Linked DNA regions of Homo sapiens: region 1 is linked to region 2. A link is a contact called in ENCODE Hi-C or POLR2A ChIA-PET data. All regions are on one chromosome and are shown on one strand. The core of a region is the stretch at or near the end of the contact, and the rest is flanking DNA. Distances in the headings are between cores, read along the strand shown. Region 1 has its middle 4.1 kb from the start of MIR4314. Region 2 holds the start of SAT2 (spermidine/spermine N1-acetyltransferase family member 2).

Region 1 (6,656 bases), core at 1,182-3,681, 460 kb after region 2:
ACAAAGATGATACTGAGCAAAAAGAGCCAGACATTAAAGGGGATACGTTCTGTTATCCATTGATAGGAACTTCCAGAACCAGCAAAACTGAGCAATTCTCAGACAACCTCTACTGGTGAGTATCCCTGGCAGAGGGAGGCCATATAGGCTGCTGGAGGTGTTCTTATCTTGATCTGAGGGGCGTCTAGGGTACTTCATTCATTTCATTATGTGTTATCCTTTAATTTCATAAAGTACATACCCTCACTTCCCTCCCAAAAAAGAATGAAGCTAGGAAGAGGGCTGGAGGCAGGGCTGAGCTCCAGTGGAACTGTGTTTGTTGGGAACCAGGTCGTTCCTCCCTCAGATATGTAGTGAGCACGGTGCACGGCGTTCTAGGCACTGCAGAGGCAGAGAAGAAATGAAACATACATGGAGCTTACGGAATAGCTGGGAAAGAAGTGAAAGAAACAGTAAACAAGAATTTGTTCACTATAATTTTGGATACTAAGTGCTCTGAAGAAAATAAGCGTGGGAGGTTGGGATTGGGAACTAGTTGCTGATAGAATCACAGAAGTCAGAGCCGCAGGATAGGGAGAAGGTGTTAGGAGTAAGGTGAAGAGCATTATGAGAGAGTCAGAGATAGACTCTCCAAAGATAGGATTTGGGACCCAGGGAGAGTGAGGAGGCAGGCACGTTCCTATTCCCTTTTTCTGGACCTGTCCTCTTTCCTTTCACCTCCGAGGAGCAGCTTCTGTCAACCAGGAAGCATAGCCCTGCTTTCCTCCCTGATGGCACGCTTCCATCACCATCGAAGGAAGGTCATTCAATGCCCAGGCCAAGTTAGGGTCAGAGGGGGCTGGGATTGTGAGATGAAGAGAAGGTTCCAGTAGGTTCCAGACTGGATGTGGAATGGGGTCGAAACTGCAATTCAGGTTTAGGTTAGAGACACAGATGTGGCTGGAGTTGGGGATTGAAATGATCTTTTCCAGACCCAAATCTGTTCACATCACTCTCTATGTTCCCTCCTCCCAACCCTGATCAAGCCTGGCAGTGGCTCCTCTTTACCTTTGGGACAGTGACACCATCCCCTCCCGTGGCCCCCACGGCCTGCCTGATTGGCTTCACCCCTCACATTCCCCTTTGCTCTCTTCTGTCTGGGACCACGTGCCTTTCATTCATTCATCAACAGACACTGGCCGAACCCCTACTGTGTGTTCAGCGCTGTGTCAGGTCCTGAAAATACAATGCGATCAAAGCAAACCCCTGCACCCATGGAGCTTGCCTTCAAGTGAGGGAAGCAGACAATATTACCTAGTAACCAAATACATTAAATAGTATGTTAAATAGTGATAAGTGCTGAAGAGAAAAGAGAGAACAGGGAAGGATAATATAAAAAATAGAGGAGTGCCGGGCATGGTGGCTCATGCCTGTAATCCCAGCACTTTGGGAGGCTGAGGTGGGCGGATCACCTGAGGTCAGGAGTTCGGGACCAGCCTGACCAACATGGAGTAACCCCGTCTCTACTAAAAATAAAAATTAGCCGGGCATGGTGGCGCATGCCTGTAATCCCAGCTACTCGGGGGCTGAGGCAGGAGAATAGCTTGAACCCAGGAAGCAGAGGTTGCAGTGAGCCAAGGTCATGCCATTGCTATCAAGCCTGGGCAACAAAAGCGAAAATCCATCTCAGAAAAAAGAAAAGGAGGATATTTTAGATACAGAGTGGCCAAGGAGGGCTCCTTGGGAAGAAGACTTTTGAGTAAAGACCTGAAGGAAGTGAAGTCAGCTCGTCACCATCCCAGGGCCTTGGCACATGCTGTTCCCTCTCTACCTCTCAAACTGAGGTCACGTTTCCTCTTCCTCCTGATCTTAGCTCAATAATTGCTTTTTCCAGGAAAGCCAAATTTCACTATACATGGCTCTCACAGCACTATAGCTAACATCTTTGATTGATGTCTGTTTTCTCTAATAAATTAGTCCATACTTTTTTTTGGTTTTGTCCCCATCTCCTGGTGTCATACTTGGTACCTGGGAGACACCGAAAACATAGTTGAATGGGTTAATGACAAGGACAAGGTCAGGGCTGGGGATTGAATCGATGATGGCTTTGGAGTTATGGTGAAGATCCGAAGAGAGCTGACTTGGGCTCAGGGTGAGAGAAGGGGCAAGGCGTGGTGTAGGGGAGGGAAAGGGGTTGGGTGGGGAGGGAGGGAGGAGAGGGGAGAAGGCTGAGGATGAGGGTTGTGCCCAGCTCTGGGTGGCAGGGCTGGCTGTCCTGGGCTGCAGACAGAAGCCGTCCAGCTGGATCTCCCCCCTGGGATCTCCCTCCTCAACCACCTCGATGACTCTTGGAGGATGCTGGGAGCCTGAAGATGCAAATCTTAAGATGCAAATTCCATGCAAATTCTCCCAGCTTCCTCTTTCTAATCTCTCCCCTTTGCCCTGTGTCCCCAGGGGGCTGCTGAGGCTTGGTGAGAAGCAGGGCAGTGGACTGGGCAAACTGAGTCATATCCTGCTACCAATAGGTCTCCTCCAACCCAAATCCCAGGGTGGCCCTGGGTTTGCTCAGGGCTCCAGTGTGGAGTGGGAATTAGGTTCCTGAGGGAGACGGAGATGGAGGCAGGGATGCTGAGGATGTCAATGTGGCTGGGGCAGGGACAGGGACGGGATCAGGCATGAGGATGTAGATGGGGCACTCCCCAGCTATGACCAAAACGTAGACGCGTGACTCTTGATAGGTGCTCATTGGGCTGAAGAACTGGTTCTCCTGGACCAGGGGCGGGAGCCAGTGAGGAGGAGAGGTTTCTGGGAAGGATTCACACTCACTGGGGTTGCTAACTAGGGGCCATCCACACAGGAAGCTGAGTTCTCACTGCTGGGGTATCCCCCGTGCCTGACCCCACCCCAAGCCCTGCAAGGCAAGGAGCAACTAACTCCTGGGGACCCACTCTCCTAAGACACAGAGAAAGAAAAATCAAATCACGCCACTCCCCTGCTTAAAGTTCACCAGAGCTTAAAATGGGGTTGTCCGTAGAAATGAATCCAAGGGCCAGGCGCGGTGGCTCATGCCCATAATCCCAGCACTTTGGGAGGCCAACACAGGCGGATCATGAGGTCGGGAGTTCAAGACCAGCCTGACCAACATGGTAAAACCCCGTCTCTACTAAAAATACAAAAATTAGCCGGGCGTTGTGGCACGCGCCTGTAATCCCAGCTATTCAGGAGGCTGAGACGGGAGAATCGCTTGAACAGGGGAGGTGGAGATTGCAGTAAGCCAAGATAGCGCCACTGCACTCCAGCCTGGGCAATAGAGAGAGACTCCGTCTCAAAAAAAAAAAAAAAGAAAGAAAGAAAGAAAGAAAAGAGACGAATCCAAGGACTTATCATGTCTACAAGACCATGCCTTCCCGACACCTTTTTCCAGCCACTCTGGCCTTCTTGCTGTACCCAGAACATGTGTCCTTCAGGACCCTTGCATTTGCCATTCCTGGGTTTGTAATACCCTTCCCCCAAGCTGTTCAAGCTGTTTCAACCAAGCTGTTCAAGCTGTTTCAAGAGTGGTTTTGTTTGTTTGTTTGTTTGTTTGTTTGTTTTGAGACGGTGTCTCACTCTGTCACCTAGGCTGGAGTGCAGTGGTGCAATCTCAGCTCACTGCAACCTCCACCTCTCAGGCTCAAGCGATCCTCCCACCTTGGTCTCCCGAGTAGCTGGGACCACAGGCGTAGTCCACCTGGCTAATTTTTTGTATCTTTTGGTAGAGATGGGATTTTGCCACGTGGCCGGGACTGGTCTCAAACTCCTGAGCTCAAGCGATTTGCCTGTCTCAGCCTCCCAAAGTGCTGGGATTACAGGAGTGAGCCACCGCACCCGACCCTAAGCGTGTGTTGTTCATGTCATCCAGGTCTCAACTCTAGTGTCACCTCCTCAGAGTCCCTCCCTGACCACCGTCCCTCATGTTTCCCCGCCCTCCGCCCTCCATCATGCTACCCTGCCACCTGGTTGTATCTCCAACTGCACTTGCCACCGCCCAAAAGGATCTTTATCTGTTTATTGATGCGTTTATTGTCTGTCTCTCCAGCACCCATAAGAAGGGTGAAAGAAGGGGTTGTGCCTGGGGAGCTCACAGCTGCTCTCCCAAAATCTAGAACAGCATCTAGGCAGACAAGAGCCACGAAGCAAAGCGATGCTAGGATGTCAACGCTGGAAAGGGCTTTTCAGGTCTTCTCGTCCCACTCATGTATCTGACAGGTTGGGACCACTGAGGCCGAGGGACTTGCTCAAGATCAGCTGGGGAAGGAGGCTGGTGTGCTTCCCATTATACCAGTTGACCTTTTAGACTGACCAAAAAACAGTGGAGGGCAGAGTGTAAGCTGAGGGGAGCTCCTGACCTCACAGGGCTCCAGAAACTTGATGTGAGCCTCCTCCCCATGTCCTGTCCCCAGAGTCAGGGCAGGACATCCTAAGTGTACCAGGTGTGTCTGCCCAATAAATCTCTTTCCAAGCTGCCTTTCTGGAAAACCAGATTCCAATGACCCGCCCTGGTCCCTCCCTCTCCGGCTCAGGGGCATTTTTCAGGATAGGCATGCCTACTAATGCTGCCTTTGTGGAGGCCCAAGGAGTGTTCATCCTCTTGGGGGACAGGGTGCCTGAGCATGCCCATGCCCTTTTCACTGCTGCTTCCAACCCCAGGGTCAAAGGGGCCTGCACTGCGCACCCAACAATAATACTGGCAGCTGTCACTTACTGAGGAGCTATCACGTCTCTGTCATTGAATCAGATCCTTTGCATACACCATTTTAAAATATGAAACAGGCCAGGCGCGGTGGCTCACGCCTATAATCCCAGCACTTTGGGAGGCCGAGGTGGGTGGATCGCCTGAGGTTGGGAGTTTGAGACCAGCCTGACCAACATGGAGAAACCCCGTCTCTACTAAAAATACAAAATTAGCCGGGGTGGTGTGGTGGTGCATGCCTGTAATCCCAGCTACTCGGGAGGCTGAGGCAGGAGAATCACTTGAACCCGGGAGGCGGAGGTTGCGGTGAGCCGAGATCGTGCCATTGTACTCCAGTCTGGGCAACAAGAGCGAAAATCCGTCTCAAAGAATAATAAATAAATAAATAAATAAATAAATAAATAAATAAATAAATAAATAAAACAAATACATAGCTCTATTTAAAATGCTTGGCAGCCAGGCGCAAGGTCAAAGGGGCCTGCACTGCGCACCTAGCCTCAGCCTCACCCTCACCCCTGGTGGCCACAAGGGGGCGCCCCTGAGTATTTCTTAGTCCTTTGATTTGTTCTACAGTGAACAAAACTGGTGATTTGGGATAAGTCCTTAGGTTGCAATCTGCATGTGAGATATCTGCAAACACACCTCTTTAGCACAGTGGTATGAGGATCCTCTTCTCCAAGGATCACAGATGCAGAAAGTGAAAATTCAACAGCCAAAGACAGCCTTCCCCAACACACACACAGACACACACACACACACACACGCGCGCGCGCGAGCAAAGGGAGAAGTGGTTTGGTTGACAACAGAGAAGATTCTTGGGCTGGGATGTAATGGGACAGTTGGCCGCCCCAGAATTTCAATATGCCAGGGCTTTGGGATGGCAATTTAGTTAGGGAGGAAATGTGGTTAGGCGTGGAGCTCTTCGTGGAGCTGCGGTTGTACTGAAAACACATGTTGTTTTCTTTTCTTTTCTTTTCTTTTCTTTGAGATGGAGTCTCTGTCACCAGGCTGGAGTGCAGTGGCACGATCTCGGCTCACTGCAATCTTCGCTTCCCAGGTTCAAGCAATTCTCCTGCCTCAGCGTCCGGAGTAGCTGGAACTACAGGCGCACACCACCACACCCAGCTAATTTTTGTATTTTTAGTAGAGACAGGGTTTCACCATGTTGGCCAGGATGGTCTCGCTCTCTTGACCTCATGATCCACCCGCCTCAGCCTCCCAAAGTGCTGGGATTACAGGCGTGAGCCACCGCGCCTGGCTGTATATTTCTTAGATGATTTAAGATATTTCTTAGATTCTTAGATGATTTCTTTGTTTTCTTAGACAATGGCAGCCCCAGCCAAGGCAGCCTGTGGATCCCCACTAACTCCAGGAACGAACACTGACCATGGTCTGCACTGGGGCTGAGACACACTGCAGCCCGCAAAGCCCCCAGCCACGTGAAGCTCTGGGTGGGTCGCCTATTACGTTGACACTAAAACCATCTGATCCCCCTACCACGGGCACCACAGGGATGGGGGAGCAGTTACCCTGTCATTGTCCAAAGACACTGTGATCCCGCCAGAGAGAGGCCATGACCAGGGTTGGGTCAGGCACAGAATTTGACTCAGGTGGCAGAGGAAGGAAGGAAGGTGGGCTGGATCTGAGGTCTGGGGAAGCAGAAAACCAGGGTGTTGGGCGGCTGTGGATTAAGAAGACCGGGGAGACTGACTTGAGGCTGCACAGATCTCTATGTTTAAGGGCTGTGGGGCTGGAAGGGAGAAAATCAGACTCCCCATATTACCAGCCATGTGGCCAGGATCAACTAGACTATACCACAGTAACAACCCCCAAATTCCAGTGGCTTCACCTGACAAGTTTATTTCTCACTCAGTCCATGTCTGGCTCAGTCAGCGGGGGCCTCTTCTACAGTCCCTTGGACACACAAGCAAGTGCCATCTCAACA
Region 2 (7,244 bases), core at 3,816-6,315:
ACGGTGGCTCACGCCTGTAATCCCAGTACTTTGGGAGGCCGAGGTGGTCAGATCATTAGGTCAGGAGATCGAGACCATCCTGACTAACACAGTGAAACCCCGTCTCAACTAAAAATACAAAAAAAAAAAAAATTAGCTGGGCGTGGTGGCAGGCGCCTGTGGTCCCAGCTACTTGGGAGGCTGAGGGAGGAGAATGGCACGAACCTGAGAGGCAGAGCTTGCAGTGAGCCGAGATCGCGCCACTGCACTCCAGCCTAGGCGAAAGAGCGAGACTCCGTCTCAAAAAAAAAAAAAAAGTAAACTCTGAAAACCAAAGACAAAACAAGATGGGGGCAAGATAAATTTTGGAAGTATTGGCCGGGCACAGTGGCTCACGCCTGCAATCCCAGCACTTTTGGAGGCCGAGGTGGGCAGATCACCTGAGGTCAGAATTGGAGACCAGCCTGACCAACATGGAGAAACCTCATCTCTACTAGAAACACAAAATTAGCCAGGCGTAGTGGCGCATGCCTGTAATCCCAGCTACTCAGGAGGCTGAGGCAGGAGAACTGCTTGGACCCAGGAGGTGGAGGTTGCAGTGAGTGAGATCGTGCCATTTCACTCCAACCTGGGCAACAAGAGTGAAACTCCATCTCAAACAAACAAACAAAATTTTGGAAGTATTAAGTTTCCTAGTTTATACTCTTTTATCTTCTGCATTAGTGATTAAAGTTTGTTTTTTGAGACAGGGCTTTGCTCTGTCACCCAGGCTAGAGTGCATTGACAGGTTCTCAGTTCACTGTAGCCTCAACCTCCCAGGCTCAAGCCGTCCTCCCATCTCAGCCCCCCAGTAGCTGGGACTACAGGCATTTGCCACCAAGCTCGGCTAATGTTTTTGTATTTTTTGCAGTGACCGGGTTTTGCCCTGTTGCCCAGGTTAGTCTTGAACTCTTGGACTCTATTGATCTACCCACCTTGGTTTTCCAAAATGCTGGGATTATAGGCGTGAGCCACTGTACCCAACCTATTATTTTTTTTTTGTTTTGAGACAAGGTCTCACTCTGTCACTCAGGCTGGAGTGTGGTGGCACAAACGTGACTCACTTCAGCCTCGACCTCTAGGGTTCAGGTGATCCTCCCACCTCAGCCTCCTGAGTAGTTGGGACTACAGGCATTTGTTACTGACCTGGGCAAATTTTATTTATTTAGTTTTTGTTTTCTTTGGGTTTGTTTGTTTGTTTTAGACAGAGTCTTGCTCTGTCGCCCAGAGTGCAGTAGTGCAATCTCGGCTCACTGCAAACTCCACCTCCTAGGTTCAAGTGATTCTCCTGCCTCAGCCTCCTAAGTAGCTGGGATTACAGGCTTGCACCACCAAGACCAGCTAATTTTTGTATTTTTAGTAGAAACAGGGTTTCACCCTGTTCGCCAGGCTGGTCTCAAACTCCTGACCTCCAGTGATCCACCCGCCTTGGCCTCCCAAAGTGTTAGGATACAGACGTGAGCCACCACGCCTGGCCATTTTCTTTTTTTTTGAGACAGAGTCTCCATCTGTCACCCAGGCTGGAGTGCGGTGGCACAATCTCAGCTCACTGCAACCTCTGCCACCTGGGTTCAAGCGATTCTCATGCCTCAACCTCCCAGGTAGCTGGAATTACATGGGTGCCACCACACCCAGCTAATTTTTGTATTTTTAGTTGAGATGGGATTTCACCATGTTGGCCAGGCTGGTCTCGAACTCCTGACCTCAAGTGATCTGCCTGCCTCCCAAAGTGCTGGGATTATAAGGATGAACCACTGCACCCGGCCTAATTTTGTAGAGATGTGGTCTTGCCCATGTTGCCTAGGCTGGTCTTGAACTCCTGGGCTCAAGTGATCCTCCACCCTCAACCTCTCAAAGTGTTGAGATTTTTGTTGTTGCTGTTTTGTTTTTGTTTTTGAGACTGGGTATGGCTCTGTCACTCAGGCTGGAGTCCAGTGGCATGATCTCGGCTCACTGCAACCTCCACTTCCTGGGATCAAGCGATTCTCATGCCTCAGCCTCCCCAGTAGCTGGGCCTAGAGGAGCATGCCATTGCGTGCTGGCTTTTTTTGTATTGTTTGTAGAGACGAGACTTTGCTTTCCTATGTTGGCCAGGCTGCTCTTGAACTCCTGGGCTCAAGCAATTTGCCGGCCTCCCAAAATCCAAAATGCTGGGATTACAGGCGTGAGCTTTTTTTTTTTTTTTTTTTTTTGGAGATGGAGTTTTGCTCTTGTTGCCCAGGCTGGAGTGCAGTGGCATGATCTTGACTCACTGCAACCTCCATCTCCCAGGTTCAAGCGATTCTCCTGCCTCAGCCTCCTGAGTAGCTGGGATTACAGGCGCCTGCCACCACGCCTGGCTAATTTTGTATTTTTAGTAGAGATGGGGTTTTGCTGTGTTGGTCAGGCTGCTCTTGAACTCCTGACCTCAGATGATCGACCCGCCTCGGCCTCCCAAACTGCTGGGATCACAGGCATAAGCCACTGAGCCCGGCCAGGCATGAGCTTTTGTAGGGCATACCAGATTGAAAATGAAGACTGTCAGGCCAGGCGTGGTGGCTCACGCCTGTAATCTCAGCACTTTGGGAGGCAAGGTGGGTGGATCACGAGGTCAGGAGATCGAGACCATCCTGGCTAACACGGTGAAACCCCGTCTCTACTAAAAATACAAAAACTTAGCCGGGCGTGGTGGCGGGGGCCTGTAGTCCCAGCTGTTCAGGAGGCTGAGGCAGGAGAATGGTGAGAACCCAAGAGGCAAAGCTTGCAGTGAGCCAAGATCTCACCACTGCCCTCCAGCCTGGGTGACAGAGCGAGACTCTGTCTCAAAAAAAATAAAAAGAAAAAGAAAAGACTGTGGGCTGGGCGCGGTGGCTCACACCTGTAATCCCAGCACTTTGGGGGGCCGAGGCAGTCGGACTACCTGAGGTCAGGAATTTGAGACCAGCCTGGCCAACAAGGTGAAACCCCGTCTCTACTAAAAATACGAAAATTAGCCGCATGTGGTAGCAGGCGCCTGTAATCCCAGCTACTCGGGAGTCTGAGGCAGGAGAATCACTTGAACCCGGGAGGCGGATGTTGCAGTGAGCCAAGATCAAACCTTTGCACTCCTTGCACTCTGGCCTGAGGACAACAGCAAGACTTGATCTCAAAAAAAAAAAAAAAGACTTTGGACTGGGTGCAGTGGCTCACACCAGTAATCCCAGCACTTTTCGAGGCCGAGGCGGACGGATCACGAGATCAGGAGTTGGAGACCAGCCTGGCCAGTATGGTGAAACACCGTCTCTACTAAAAATTAGCCGGGCATGGTGGTGCGCACCCGTAGTCCCAGCTACTCGGGAGGCTGAGGCAGGATAATTGCTTGAACCCGTGAGGCAGAGGTTGCAGTGAGCGGAGTTCGCACCACTGCACTCCAGCGTGCGCGACAGAGACTCTGTCTCAAAAAAAAAAAAAAAAAGAAATAAAAGAAAGACCCAACACCACATCAGGACATGTAATTCTTATTTATTTTTCACCCTCAACAAGGAAGAAAGGTCTCTCCCTCAATTCTGCTCTTCCAATACTTGAGGATAGGCACCCCTAACCCTCCTTCCTCCAGGGAGGCCTCAGCATCAGTGTCTGTGGACGTAGTCTCTGAAGAGTGCTTCAGCTGATGGGGAAGGAGAAACTCAAGACAGAGATCCTCCTAGGGATGGCGTCACTTTCCTGCCAACTTTCTCGTTGCCTCTCCTTGAAAGCAGAAGAAGTGCCAGCCCTCAGCTTCCGTCAGATCTTGGGCTCCTAGGGCCTTGTACAAGTCCATGGCCCTCTGGTTCCAGTCCAGGACGGCCAGGCGGAATTGGGAGCAGCCCTTATCCAAGGCCACCTGTGGGAGAAGACAACACTAACTTTTCTGGGGTCAAAAAAGAAAAAGGTTTTCTCACTCCCTCTTTCAACCCGGGTCCCCCCTCCATATACCCTTGCTTCTTCAGGTCCTCACTTGTCGCCCCACCCATCTCCTCACCTCAGCCACCTTTTTGATTATTTTGGAACCAATCCCTTGACCTGTTGTGGAGAGAAAGAGGCAAAAAATAGCTATTGTTTGAGCTGAAGGGGATCAGAAAATGACACCGGCTGGGCTCTGGGGACAGGGGATAACAGTGGGGTCTGTGGGGTGCTTTGCTCCCACCCCAGCCTCAGCTTCTGCCCAGTACCCCGATATTCCGGCATCACATAGATATCCTCCAGATAAATGGTGCGTCCCTTCCATGTACTGTAGATGAAATAGTATATCCCATAGCCCACCACGCAGGGCCCTGAGAGAGAGAAAAGGGGAGTAAGGCTTCTGGAAGCCTGTGGGGAGACCTCTGAGGCCGGCTGGAGAGGTGGACTTCTAAGGGCCAGGTGCTCTTACCCAGTAGCTTCCCGGGCGCTGGAAGAATCTCTGCTACCAAACAGTGATAGAAAGGATTGTCTCCAAAGCCATCTGCTCTCAGGGCTGCCGAGATTGGAGTTGTGACAAAGAGATAGAGAAAGAGGACGTGGGTGTATGCCCAGCCTGGAGCTGTCGCCTGGGGAACCCATCCCTCATTTCCTCCCCAGCCTCCGCCAGAACCTGGGCGCTGAGCCCCCACCTTCTTCACTGATCTTCACCTGATCCGAGAGTTTTTCGAATTCGGCTAGCTCCTAAGGCGTGGGTACGGAAGCTAGATTAGAGCAGAAGGGCCCCGCTGCTCCCCGAGCAGGTTCCCAAGGCGAGCCCCTCCCCCTGCCCCCGCCTCCTACGACCCCGCTCTGGCCGCGCCACTCTGACCCCCGGGTTACCGGCCTGCAGTCTTCACCCGAATCAGCCTCAGGATATCTCCACAGTCTCCCTCCTTGGCCTCTCGGATCCGCACGGAAGCCATCCGGATCCCCGCTGTCTGGGACCAAAGTCCCAGGGCCTCGCAAACGGCAACTAGACCCCTTAAAGGGCCTACGGACTTGGATCCTGAAGAGCCTGAGAGAGCGGGGTGGCGGGAGTCGGGGGGGACGGCGGGGTAGCCGCGGCCTGGTAAGTGGAGCTGGGATTCCGGCGCCGTACGGGAGGAGAGAGTAGGCCAGCGAGGCGATCCTCTGTCCGGGCATAGCCCCACCCCCTCGAATTCTGTCGCAGCAGGGGGCACAACTGTCAGCCAATCAGCTTGGAGAACAGGCACGGCCGCGTCCCCCCCAAGCCCCACCCCCGACAGCTGGATCTTGTGACTGGGCTCCTGGGTAGAGTTCAAGGTTGGAGTGAAGCGGCTTCCTTGCGGTTGTGTGGGTGTCCCAACCTGGGTCGAGATACCCCGCGGTTCAAAGGCTCCCCCGCAGTGCTTTTTAAATTGACATATGCAGTGATAACCTGCTTTAGCCTCAGGCTCACTCACCCGCCCAGACCCTGGGTAAGCCTTAAGACCCTCAGCTCTGAAAGCTGTTTCCTGCAGCTCTTGAGTAGCATGAAGTGTTACCTCTTGGGGGCATTTGCATTTTTTAAATGTTTTATTTTTATATTTATTTATTTATTTATTTTTGGAGATGGTGTATTGCTTTGTCGCCCAGGCTGGGGTGTAGTGGCGCGATCTCTGCTCACTGCAGCCTCCACCTCCCGAGTTCAAGCGATCCTCCTGTCTCAGCCTCCGGAGTAGCTGGAACTACAGTCGCGCACCGGCACGCCCGGCTAATTTTTTTTTCTTTTTTCTTCTCTTTTTTTTTGTTTTAACGGATTCTCACTCTGTCACTCAGGCTGGAGTGCAGTGGCGCGATCTCGGCTCACTGCAACCTCTCCCTCCTGGGTTCAAGCGATTCTCCTGCCTCACCCTCGGAGTAGCTGGGATTACAGGCATGGGCAACCATACCTGGCTAATTTTTGTATTTTTAGTAGAGACGGGGTTTCACTATGTTGGCCAGGCTGGTCTGGAACTCCTGACCTCAAGTGATCTGCCCGCCTCAGCCTTCTAAAGTGCTGGGATTACAGATGTGACCCACCAAGCCCGGTCTGTCATTTGCATTTTAAAATGGGTCATGGGGTGGGCACAGTGGCTCACACCTGTAATCCCAGCATTTTGGGAGGCAGAGGCAGGCGGATCACCTGAGATCAGGAATTTGAGACCAGCCTGACCAACATGGTGAAACCCCGTCTCTACTAAAAATACAAAAATTAGACAGGTGTGGTGGCGCATGCCTTTACTCCCAGCTACTCGGGAGGCTGAGACAGGAGAATCGCTTGAACCTGGGAGGTGGAGGTTACAGTGAGCCGAGATCGTGCCATTGCACTCCAGCCTGGGCAACAAAAGCGAAACTCCATCTCAAAATAAATAAATAAAATAAAATGCGTCAGGGAGGGTCGGGCCTTGTGGCTAATGCCTGTAATCCAGGTACTTTGGGAGGCTGAGGTGGGCGGATCATTTCAGGTCAGAGGTTCGAGATCAGCCTGGGCAACGTGGTGAAATCCCCGTCTCTACTAAAAACACAAAAAAATTTGCTGGGCGTGGTGGTGCGTGCACCTGTAGTCCCAACTACTAAGGAGGCTGAGACAGGAGGATCGCTTGAACTCGAGAGGCAGAGGCAGCAGTGAGCCGAGATCACGCCACTGCACTCCAGCCTGGGTGATAGAGCAAGACTCTGTCTAAAATAAAATAAAATAAAATAAAATAAAATAAAATAAAATGGGTCAGGGAGTGGGTGATTTCTACTGCTAGACTGTTTAGGCCCTGTAATAAATGGATAAGGGAAGATAACTGAGAGGCGGGGGGCAGGTCCCTTCTTAATATTCACTGAATCATACACACAGACAATACCTTCTTGGGAGACAGGCCTCAGAGGCCTGGGAAAAGACTGGGGGAGGAGTTCAGACCAGATGCCAGGCACTGTGCCTGCATTTTCTCAATGAACCCTCTTTCACAGTCACCCCGTAAAGTATTATTTTCCTCATTTTACAGACAAGGACACTGAAGCACAGAGGTGAAGTGACTTGCCCAAGGTCACTCAGCTAGAAATTTAGGATTCCATTATCTCATTTCTAGTCCTGATACAGGATGCTACTTGGGACGCAGGGGAGGACTGTTTCTAGACCTCAGGCCTGTGAATGCAGGCTCCCCGAGTGGACAGAAATCTTGGAGGACCTAGATCAGGCCCTAGAGGAGGAGAGGGGAGATGGAATATCCTCTCCCAGTTCAGAAACTTTCTCGGCAGTGGAGGATGATAGTGGAGGGGACTCTGTCCTTCACCCCATTGATCCCCAGAGGGGTGAT

Evidence for each region. Hi-C counts contacts between places; a loop is a spot of excess contacts on that map. ChIA-PET counts read pairs that join two places held with the same protein, here RNA polymerase II (POLR2A). Pooled maps may share reads with other maps.
Region 1: a pooled map shows a loop between it and region 2 (2.6-fold over the local background). The contact joins the enhancer-like site here to the promoter of SAT2 in region 2. A Hi-C loop is called at or near these places in 1 of 168 maps with a recorded cell type or tissue (sigmoid colon) and 1 of 50 pooled maps. POLR2A ChIA-PET finds 5 or more read pairs at or near these places in 2 of 52 experiments (H1 and activated B cell).

Annotation. Positions count from the first base shown.
Region 1 is chr17:8,088,788-8,095,443 of GRCh38, forward strand. No RefSeq gene overlaps it. Among named protein-coding and RNA genes, the nearest start is that of MIR4314, 4.1 kb to the left of the region's middle. RefSeq lists a silencer at 5,132-5,211. Within about 2 kb of position 2,432, at least 2 of the 41 ENCODE cell types and tissues checked have a DNase peak (open chromatin) inside an H3K27ac peak, as active enhancers do.
Region 2 is chr17:7,622,756-7,629,999 of GRCh38, forward strand. It overlaps SAT2 (spermidine/spermine N1-acetyltransferase family member 2), which reads right to left and starts at 5,066. Exons shown (of 6, transcript NM_133491.5): 1 at 4,815-5,066; 2 at 4,608-4,659; 3 at 4,388-4,471; 4 at 4,188-4,289; 5 at 3,998-4,038; 6 at 3,479-3,859. The coding sequence starts at 4,880. The coding sequence ends at 3,692. It also overlaps a transcript of SHBG not described here. RefSeq lists enhancers at 4,445-4,494, 4,975-5,054 and a silencer at 4,705-4,764.